Linked DNA regions of Homo sapiens: region 2 is linked to region 1. A link is a loop called in an ENCODE intact Hi-C map of the cell type or tissue named here. Cell type or tissue: Panc1. All regions are shown on one strand. Each heading gives the region's core, and the rest is flanking DNA. Links, peaks and the distances in the headings are about the cores only.

Region 1 (5,381 bases), core at 132-5,131:
ACTCCACAAGAGTCTCGCTTGGCATGCAGTCTAAAGTTCAAGCCCTAGACAGCTAGCAGCCTCTGCGAGCAGCTCCCTGAACCTCTGTGCATCTCAATATTCAAATCTGTAAAATGAGTGGTGACGTGGGAGCAGTGCTGAATGATATTTTTGGTTTACGATCACACCTCGTGTTTTAAAACCAAGACGCCTTGCTTTCTCTATTCTGGCTTTGCATTGAATCCTTTTGGGGACACAGGGAAAACATGTACATTCCTAGAACTTGGACCACTTACTTGATTAAGACAATGCCCATAAGGAAATCCCTACTGCATTTAGCCACTGGATGGTAGATGCTGCTCTCTGGGCATATTGAGATACATTAACAAAGAGACATTTTTCTAACGTGTCATTCTGCAATGACATCATGGACCACACGACAAAGGGAAGAACAGGTGCTTGCTAAGGCTCCACAGCCGAGTGCTGATGGGTGCATCTCTGTAGCAAAGGCCCTAATGGGAGGCCCAGGTGGAGAGAGCCAGGTGCATGGGACCCTGCCGTGGTTGCCTCCATGAGAACGCACCATTCCAGGTTTACGAGAGGCCAGAGGTCTCCAGGCGGCAACTCCACATGGAGCCAACTTCCTGTGCTCCATCCCATCAGGTGGGAAAATGGGGCAGATGTTATCAACACTCAGTTATTTGACCCACTTCCCCAAAACTGGCACATAATCAATACAAATGGGGAAACAAAATGTACTGTGTTAATATGTGTGATCTGAAAGGAGGCAGATCATCTCTAATGATAGTTAGAAGATGTTCCAACACGTGGCTGTGTCAGTAAGAACACTATCATGAGGGGAGGGTGTAGATGAGCAGGAACTTTCTTACAGGCTTTTTTTCTTTTCTTTTTTTTGAGATGAAGTCTCACTTTGTCACCCAGGCTGGAGTGCAGTGGCTTGATCTCGGCTCACTGCAACCTCCGCCTCCCAGGTTCAGGTGATTCTCCTGCCTCAGCCTCCCAAGTAGCTGGGATTACAGGTGTCCGCCACCACGCCCAGCTAATTCTCGTATTTTAGTAGAGAGGGGGTTTTGCCACGTTGGCCAGGGAGGTCTCAAACTCCTGATCTCAGGTGATCCACCCGCCTTGGCCTCCCAAAGTTCTGGGATTACAGGTGTGAGCCACCGTGCCTGGCCTCTTACGGGCATTTTCTTAAGTAAGTCATCCAAGTTCTAGGAATGCACACTTCTCCTTGTGTCTCCAAAAGGATTCCATGTGAAATAGGAGTAGAGACCTCCAATACCTCGCCCATCTGTTAAAACTGCAGCGTGGGTACCCTGGCAGGCTCATTAGCTGCCGTGGACTGCTGCGGAGTGGCTGGAGACTGTCAGGCTACGCTGGGCCGATCTTCTGGGTAGGTGTATCTACACCCGTGTATCTAGTGATTTACTCTCCTCTGGAAGAGAAACGCGGGCACACCCCAGCCTGGGATGGCAGGCGAGGAACCCCCAAGCCCCAGCCCTGCATGGTCCCACCTGGAGGCTGAGATGAGCTTCAGGGTCCGGGACAGTGAGCGGGGACCCTATGAGTGGGAACCGGGTGGGCGGGGACCCGGTGGGCGGGGACCAGGTGAGTGGGGACCGGGTGGGCAGGGACCCGGACAGGCTCAGAACCATAAACTCACTAGGTCTTCACGTATTGACCTTATGATCGTTGATTCAGGGAAGCAATTAAATTCCTCTCTCAGACAAAGAACTAAGAGCTTGAACTCTTTTTTTACCAACTCCAGGCACCCGTGAATATTAATCTTTTTTCAAATTAATTGTAAACATTTCTTCTGAGAGGGAGTGACTCCATCAACGTATCTCCTTTAATAAAATCCGAGTGGAAATGATGCTGCCAAGAAATGCCTTGGCCCTGCAGCCGCTGATCTTCAGATGCATCGGGCGGCAACTCATCTGTTACTGCTTCCCAGTTTCAGAACGCCCAGCTCCCCAGGCCTTAAAACAAATTGGAAAGCAGGGGAATAAAAAAACAAAAACAAAAACAAAAAAAACAACAACAACCCTCTTCCTGATTTCTGGAGAGAAACAGGCGGCGGGCAGCAGCCTGGGTGCTGTGCGCAGGAGCTCCGCCTGCTGGTGATGGGTATCATCGCAGGTTGAGGAAAATAATTCTTCAAAAATCATGCAATCAAACAGCCTAATGGAAAAAGGAATTTCTTTTACAAATAAATGGCCACCCGTGGTCTTCCTCCCGTGATTTTAAAAACTTTTCAGCAAGTTATTTTTATTTACCAAGCAAACGTTTGTCATTTTGTTGTTGTTGTTGCTCTATGCATCGTGATGAAAAGCTCTACTGATAGGAAGAGGCCCCAACACTGTTGAGTAAAACAAGAAAACTCAGATGAAGAAAACAGTGTGTCTAGTATGATCACTTTTAACGGCATTTGCATATTTTGTCTGTGTTTTTGCACAAAGCCAGATCTAACAATGTGCTCATCAAAGTGTAAACCAGGGTCATCCTTCGGTGGTAGAATTTTTCCACAAACTTTCTTATTTCATGGGATATCTTCATATGAGCATGTATTATTTTTCTAAACAATAGAAAATATTAGTTTTTAAAAATCAGGTCTTTTTTTAATTCTTCAGCTGTCCCAGGTATTCAGCTCCAAATTAGCCAAAAATTTTGCAGAAATGTCCTGGCCTCATCTCTAGCTGGCAAAACACAGGTTGCAGGATGCCCCCCAGCATCTGAGTCTACATCACAAGGTGCGGCCCTGTGTCCATTTCTTCTTTTATAGTGCAACTGACATCCTAGCTCTTCCTCGCTTTTAATCACCCACAAAGAAAGTGCAGTACTTGAAACAGGTTGGGGATGGCCCAGAAGACACAAATCTCAATGAATAACCAAAAATGTTCACAGTTTTGGCTTTTTTTAAACCTTAGTGAGTACAACTAAAAGTATATCAGGGAATTACTAAATGTGTGTCCTAAAAAGTAAGCAGGCCATGTGTGGTGGCTCACGGTGGCTCACACCTGTAATCCCAGCACTTTGGGAGGCCAAGGTGGGTGGATTGCTTGAGGCCAGGAGTTCAAGACCAGCCTGGGCAACATGGTGAAACTCGTCTCCACTGAACAAAAATTAGCCAGGTATGGTGGTGCATGCCTGTAATCCCAGCTACTTGGGAGGCTGAGGTATGAGAATCGCTTGAACCCAGGAGCGAGGTTGCAGTGAGCCAAGATCACGCTACTGCATTTCAGCCTGGACAACAGAGTGAGACTGTCTCAAAAAAAAAAAAAATACCTAAACTAAACAGCAGGAACCCTTTCTGTCCTAGAGAGCTGAAGTTCAGCTCTCAGTTCACTTTCAGGATGACCTTATACGTCACAAGCGTTCCTGGGGCCGCAGCTCAGAGCTTCTGATGGGGTTGACGGGGGAAGCGGAGGTTGCGAGGCTGGCCCAGGCCCTCAGCGGTCTCCTCCGGGAAGGCTTGAGGGTGCGCCACCCGCTTCAGCGTCCCCCATGGCTGGTCTGTGAAGTGACTTGAGTTCACCTTCACCCCCTAAGTGCCCCACCCAGCTTGCGTCCTCCCCTCACCTCCTCCCGTTGTTTCTTTAAGGCCTAGCATCTTCTCCCAGCTCCTCCCACCTAGGAACAGGTAACCTGTTTATCATAAGGTGTGACAGAATGATAAGTGCCCACTCCCCATAAATTGAAAAACCCCCCAAAACACTGCTCTTAAACCCCCAAAACACTGCTCTTAAACCCCCAAAACACTGCTCTTAAACCCCCCAAAACACTGCTCTTAAAATCCGCTGACACCTTGCATCTATCACATTTCCTGCACCACTGGAAGCCGTGGAGTAGGTGGTGCGTTTCTACAATTGAGCTGAGCCGGGTTTGTGGTGAGCAAGGGGCTGTGGGGTCAACGAGGAAGGAGCCAAGGGGCTGCATGAAAGGACTGCAGACCCAGATCATGGCCCTGCAACCAGCCACCCACAGGAGAGCGGGGCAGACACAGGGCTGTACTTCTCAGCCAAGCCACCCTAACACTGTGTGTACGTCTCATCTCATAAATGTAAATGCACGTCGACCTTCAAAAGAGCAGCAATGTCCCGATGCCGCGTGCTGCTATTCCTTCAAAGAATAAGGGAACCTCGGCAGCTTCACTTCAGGCTGTTGGGGAAAGGAGGGTGGGGCGTTCGGGCATCTCTTCTGCGAGTCACCCGAGGGCATGGGAATGTCATGGCCAAATCAGATCAGCGTGGCTCCGGGGAGCCTGGGTCACTTCAAAGGTGACTGAGAACTAGAGCCAGAAGGTGGAAACAACCCAGAAGTCCCCGGAAGGGTGAATGGATGAGCAGAAAGCAATCCGCGCATACGGTGCCGTGGATGTCGTTCAGCCTAACGGTGGAAGGTGGAAGGGGATTCTGACGGGGGCCGCAGCACGGGGCGCCTGGAGGGCACTGCGGTAAGTGCACCAAGCCGTCCGCAGAGAACAGACGCTGCAGGCTCCATGCACAGGAGGCCCCTCGGGTGGCCCGTTCATAGAGAAGAAGTGACTTGAACGCTGGGGCCAGGGATGGAGAGTGAGTGTTTCATGGGGGCCAGGTTTCAGTTCGGGAAGCTGGAGAGGGTGTGGAGATGGATGGCGGTGATGCTGGTACAACAGTGCGAATGTGATGTGTGCCACTGAATTGCACACTTAAAAATTGTTAGAATGGTAAGTTTTATGTGTGTTTCACCACAATAAAAAAATTACTTTTTAAAAAGTGGCTCAGGCCGGGCGTGGTGGCTCACGCCTGTAATCCCAGCACTTTGGGAGGCCGAGGCGGGCGGATCACGAGGTCAGGAGATCGAGACCATCCTGGCTAACACAGTGAAACCCCGTCTCTACTAAAAATACAAAAAAATCAGCCGGGCGTGGTGGCGGAGCCTCTAGTCCCAGCTACTCGGGAGGTTGAGGCAGGAGAGTGGCGTGAACCCGGGAGGCGGAGCTTGCAGTGAGCCGAGGTCGCGCCACTGCACTCCAGCCTGGGGGACAAAGTGAGACTCCGTCTCAAAAAAAAAAAAAGTGGCTCAGATGCAGCATCCGTCCACGCGGGCCACGCAGTCCCCTGCCCGAGGTCGTCACCAGCCTGACACCGAGGCGTGCTCCTGGGCTTTTCTTCCCGTGCTCAGCACAAAAGCTCTTTAGGAACATAAACCAAAACCCAGGTCTGGAGTCTCCGGAAACAACCAATATAAAAGCTCACCAGAGGCTGATCTCACACGCTTTGCCGCTTTTCCAAGGTGGCTTCTCAGTAAAATTCTAGAACCGAAGACTTGGAGACTCTCTGTTTCAGTCCCATCATTTCACCCGCGAGGAACCAGAAGCCCCAGGGCCCCAGGGGACTCGC
Region 2 (5,381 bases), core at 216-5,215, 650 kb before region 1:
CTCTTCTTTGCGTCTGGGTATTTTCTCATCTGGTTGTGGCCCTTAGAAAGGCTGCATCTAACCGGCTACAAGTCTTCGGGTGTAGCCAGCACACATGGGGATGTGGGACCGGGAGACACAGGGAACAGAGACAAAAGCCACATCACTGTCCCTGGAACCCACGGCTTGTTGTTCAGTTAAAACAACAACAACAAGACGTGTGTGTGAGTGAAGTTGTTATATGACTGATGTGATGGCCTTCCCGTTCCTATCGATCAGGCATCCTGACTGACACGATACCCAAGCTCGTTGAAAATTATTCCAGAAATCTGAATATATGTTATAGGTATAATGTATTCTTAGCTAATGCATTATTACAAACTAATCTCCTCATTGCTATGTTAGATCATGAAAAATGGCAGGATGTTAAAACATACAGGATTTGAGTCTCTTTATCTTAAATATTCATAAATAAACTATTTTCTATGAAACTGTAAATTGCATCAAAAAGAAATATAAAGCCAATATGTGTATATCTTGTTGGGGGTGGGGGTGAAGAAGTAATCACAGTTTATTTCCACTAAAGTTTTAGGTTACTATACCTAAAGTTGGTTTACCTGAGTTCTATCAAGGAATAAATTTTACTTGTTACAAAAAAAGTTACAAAATGTTACATTTTTAAATAAAATTATAATAATTATTTCAAAACACATAATGATGAAAATCCAAAAATCAATCCTATTTATAAAACTATTGAAGTCTTGATATCTAAGATCTGACAAGACCAACATTAATTACGAGTAGACATGTAACAATTATAAATAAAATATTGAATGAGCCTCATAGGATATTAAAATAATAACATAAAACATCTTAATTTTGGGAATGTAAGACTGATTTAATAGCCTAATAGAATATATCTGTTGATCAAAAATAATATCCGTAAGAGTAGATAATCTAAAGATATTCGATAAAGTTCTGTATTATTTCTAAAATAAGCCTATTGTTTAGAGATAAAGGATTATTCTTTCTGTAATCAAAGATGCTCATTTTAAACAAACGGTAATGTTACATTTATAATAAATTAATATGTTTTACATCAGAAACATTGCAAATACACTTTATAAAATATAGAGGAAAAGATTATTATTGATAATCCCATGGCTGAATTCACTACTGCTTCATTTTCCTTCTTTATTTTACTTTACATTGCTGTAATCATATCATATTTATAAATCTTTACTTTTGTTTCACTTAAAGTATGTCATCAGCATTTCCAAGGGATAAAATAATCCTTACACACGTCAGTGCAATGGTTGCATAAGGTTCTCCTAGTGGTCTACCAGATGTAAGTAAACATTACTACCTCCAATTGACTGATGTGGGATCTCAGAGAGTTCAACTGGCTGGTCAGTGGTCCCCTCTGCATACCACAGCTGCACCAGGACCAGTCCACGAAAAGCTGAGGCACTCCCAGCACAGCCTCACAAGCTTACGGCAACTACTTAAAGACATTCTTGAGGCCTCTCTTAACTTGTGTTACCTAGCTTATCCTTGTGCTATGATTTTATCCTTGTGCTATAATGTTATCCTTGTGCTGTGATATTTTAGGAGTAAATCTGTTTGGACTTGGCATTCTCCATGTATGTTCCTATTACCTTTTCAGAGGATAAAATTTATGAGTTATACCTAGACTGTAGATTACAGAAGTTCTAATATCCATTCAACACCCAGAGGTTACAGACAGGATGATGATGAGCAAGTAGGTTTATTAATTAAATATATATATGTAACATGTCAGATCTCTGAGTATACTACTTATTTGTGTATCTCTTTTATGTATGAAGTGCTTCAGTTGACACATTCTTGTGACCTTCTTGTGGGTGGAGAAATTCCAGTAAGAACCAGGTCTATTTCATGGTGTCTATAAACAGAACTTGAAGCCTCTGCAGCATTAACTTTTTTTTTTTTTTTTTTTTTTCTTTTTTTGCTGGTGTAGACCCACTTGTGGATTTTTCCAGACTACATCAAGGGTTCTCTCTGAAGAATAGCCTCATGTGTTCACCCTTCCTGCGTGTCCTCACCCAAGGGGGCAACACCTGGTCTCAGCAGGCTCAGGATAAGCCTGTCCGTCGGCCTCCCGGCGTCTGCGTCTGCGTCTGCCTCTGCCTGGTCAGGGAGCAGCAGGAGCCGGGTAAGTGAGGCAGGCAGGCCTGGGGGTCTCCTCGGGTGGGCAGCGTGCCGGGCACACCAAGGGGTTTCTCCCTCCTTCCCCACCTAGGTCACCTGGCTTGGCGGGATGATGACTTACACTAACAACTAAAGGCATGAATAATAAGTCGTAGCTAATATTTATTGATTATGGATGATGTCTAGGCTGTTTAGGTTTCTGATCACATTTAATCCCCACAAACCCCTGTAAGACAAGCATTATTATTATCTCTATTTCACAAATGAGAGCAACAAGGCTGGGAGGGGGTTTGAAACTCGTCTTAGCTTTCAATGATGCAACAATGAATTAAACCAGGTGCACCTGGCGCCAAACCCATGCTCGTCACCATGCTCCTCACTACGGTTGCTCCTTGCAACCAATTTCTGTATATATTTTTTAATAATAATAAGAAGAACAAACAAAAAATCAAATGCAAGCCATGGAATTTTCAATGTTTCTTAATAAAAACTAAAGCGAAGGCTTCAAATCCCCCGTAGTCTGTAACTGTGACTAAAATGTGTGGCTGAGCCCCAGGGAGAAAGCGTCCAGCTGCTCGCGGTCCCGGCTTCTTCCCGGGTCTCCTCCCGCCGCGGCAGCGGGCAGTGCTCCCGGGAGGCCAGCAGGGGGCAGTGCTGGCGCGTGTCGGGAGAGGAGCCGAGGGCATGGCCGGCAGCTGGGAGCCTCGGCCCGCGTCCTGCAGGGTCCTGACGCAGGAACCGTGTGCTCTCCACACAAACATTGGGAAGGAAAGTACGGCGGTTAATTTGCAAAAAAAGGTTTCTCTCTTCCTCTGTATAGAGATATTGATATGTACATGTGTCTCTATCTATGTAGACATGAGGATGGATGGATGGATGGACGAATAAATGCATGGATGGACGGATAAATGGATAAATGGGTGATAAATGGATAGATGGATGGATGGATCGGTGGGGGGAATGGATGGGTGGGTGGATGGATGGATGGATGGATGGATGGGTGGGGGGAATGGATGGGTGGGTGGGTAGATGGATGGATGGATTGGTGGGGGGAATGTATGGGTGGGTAGATGGATGGATGGGTAGGTGGGTTCATGGATGGATGGATGGATGGATGGATGGATGGTGGATGAATGGGTGGGTAGATGAATGGATGGGTGGATGGATGAACACATGGGTGGGTGGGTGAATGGATGGGTGGAGGGATGGATGGATGGATGGATGGATGGATGAATAGATGGGTGGAGGGTGGGAGGAAGGGAAAGATGGATAGGTGGGTGGATAGGTAGGTGGGTGAGCGGATGAATGGATTGATAGATGGGTGGGTGGGTGGATGGGTGGGGGGGATGGAGGATGGGTGGGTGGAAGGGTAGGGGGGACGAGTGGGTGGGTGGATAGATGGATAGATGGATGGATGGATGGATGGATGGATGAATAGATGGATGGATGAATGGGTGGGTGGGTGGGTGGATTGTGTCTTTCTATGCATGTCTATAAAGGAAGATATACAGAGACTTAGGTAGGTAGGTAGAGTAGTGAGAGATTGGATCGTGGCTAAATTTAGGGGACTTTTTAAAGACTTATTTTAGACATGGTAATTTAAACATTTTAAGTCAACATAGATTTTAGATTTGTATTGTGCAGTTATTTTTTATTGACTCACCTTTTCCTACCCTCTCAATGAAATATGAATGACAATAGAATAAGGCATGTAAAGTTATAATACTGCTGGAAATCAGCAGTATTGATGCATGATTACCCAGGTACAATGACACAATTCCACTAGTCAAACCTAAGTAACACTGGGTCGGGACGTCAGGCTGAAAGGTGAAGGGGTGACTCCCACTTCCTCTGTATTGACCTAGCCTAGAGATGTTGGCTTTTCTCTGGCAGGAAGGGAAGACCCCAGCACCTCACAGAGCAGGTGCTTCTCCTCAGCTGACTGCCTCTGTCTCCCTCTTTAAGATGGCCCATCACAAGCCTGCAGCAGTCCATTCCAGCTAACAGCAGAGTGGACAAAAGAGTCATACCTGCATTTTGCCGGGTGCCCTGTCTCACGCCTGTAATCCCAGCACTTTGGGAGGCCGAGGTGGGCGGATCACGAGGTCAGGAGATTGAGACCATCCTGGCTAACATGGTGAAACCCCGTCTCTACTAAAAAATACAAAAAATTAGCCGGGCGTGGTGGCAGGCACCTGTAGTCCCAGCTCCTCGGGAGTCTGAGGCAGGAGAATGAATGGCGTGAACCCAGGAGCCGGAGCTTGCAGTGAGCCGAGATCGAGCCACTGCACTCCAGCCTAGGCGACAGAACGAGACTCCGTCTCAAAAAAAGAAGAAAAAAAAAAAAGAGTCATACCTGCGTTTTAGGATGGCCTCGGGGAAAGGCAGGCATCCAGACTACCATGACTGTGGGCCGTGTGCCTCCACAGATCCCCGCCTTAAGCTCGACGAGTTCCAACAACCACCAAACCGATGGTAAGAAGGGAGAACCGGACTCACTCACCCAGCCAGTGGGCAACAGTGGCCAACTTCTCCTCCCTCAAAACTCAGTTAACAGAAAATCAAGTAACAATGCATAAAGAGAGTGGTAGGAGAAATAAAGAAAATCAGAGTAAAGATGAAAACATACATTTCAAAATGGACTCTGTGGAAAACAAAATTCAATTTAATTGGATAAAATGTAATATTGCAAGTACTTCTTAAGGAGCTAGCATGAGCCTGGCAGCATTCAGCACACTGGGCATAAAGAGGCACCAAAACCACAGCCGAGCTCTTGCGGACCTGATATTCTCACAGAGGGAGCCAAAACATCATTAAAAAAGCGAATGTGTCAAATAGTGTCAAATGCTAAGAACAAAAGAAGAACAGAATGTGTGTGGCCCTGAGCTAGAGGAGTGGTCAGCAGGCAAATGGTAAAACATGCTTGGGTTGTGTTTTAATTAACAGGCAGAAACCTGAGCTCTGTGAAGGCCGAGGAAGAATGAGGTGCTGCAGTCGCAGGCATGTGGGGCCCAGCCAGGTGCAGGCAGAGGTGGGGAGGAGCGCTGCCCAGAACCGAGGCTCGGAAACTCACCATGTGCGTTCTGATTGAAGCAACCAGTCCTGTAGAAGGAAAATCAGCAATGAAGGCATGCTTGAGAATCTCCAAATGCAATAAATGCAAGAAGAAAATAAGATAAAAATTATGAGAAATGAAATACCTAAGTAAAAGG

The links. A loop is a pair of places that touch in the nucleus more often than their neighbours do. Peaks named below come from ENCODE experiments on the same cell type or tissue, not always from the same donor. Only the 100,000 strongest peaks of a DNase experiment are listed, where the experiment ranks them.
Region 2: it touches region 1 in a loop (11-fold over the local background); 24 of 110 quality-filtered maps call a loop at or near these places.

Annotation. Positions count from the first base shown.
Region 1 is chr18:76,997,363-77,002,743 of GRCh38, reverse strand. The region is part of intron 4 of MBP (myelin basic protein); the gene reads left to right. Among named protein-coding and RNA genes, the nearest start is that of MBP-AS1, 20 kb to the right of the region's middle. RefSeq lists enhancers at 3,935-4,435, 4,436-4,936. In Panc1, for the core only: no CTCF peak of the experiment used is centred there; a DNase peak (open chromatin) is centred at 2,133.
Region 2 is chr18:77,648,412-77,653,792 of GRCh38, reverse strand. No RefSeq gene overlaps it. Among named protein-coding and RNA genes, the nearest start is that of LINC01029, 340 kb to the left of the region's middle. RefSeq lists silencers at 2,723-2,782, 2,843-2,892. In Panc1, for the core only: a CTCF peak has its summit at 2,806 (motif pointing right); a DNase peak (open chromatin) is centred at 2,772; H3K27me3 peaks cover 431 bases.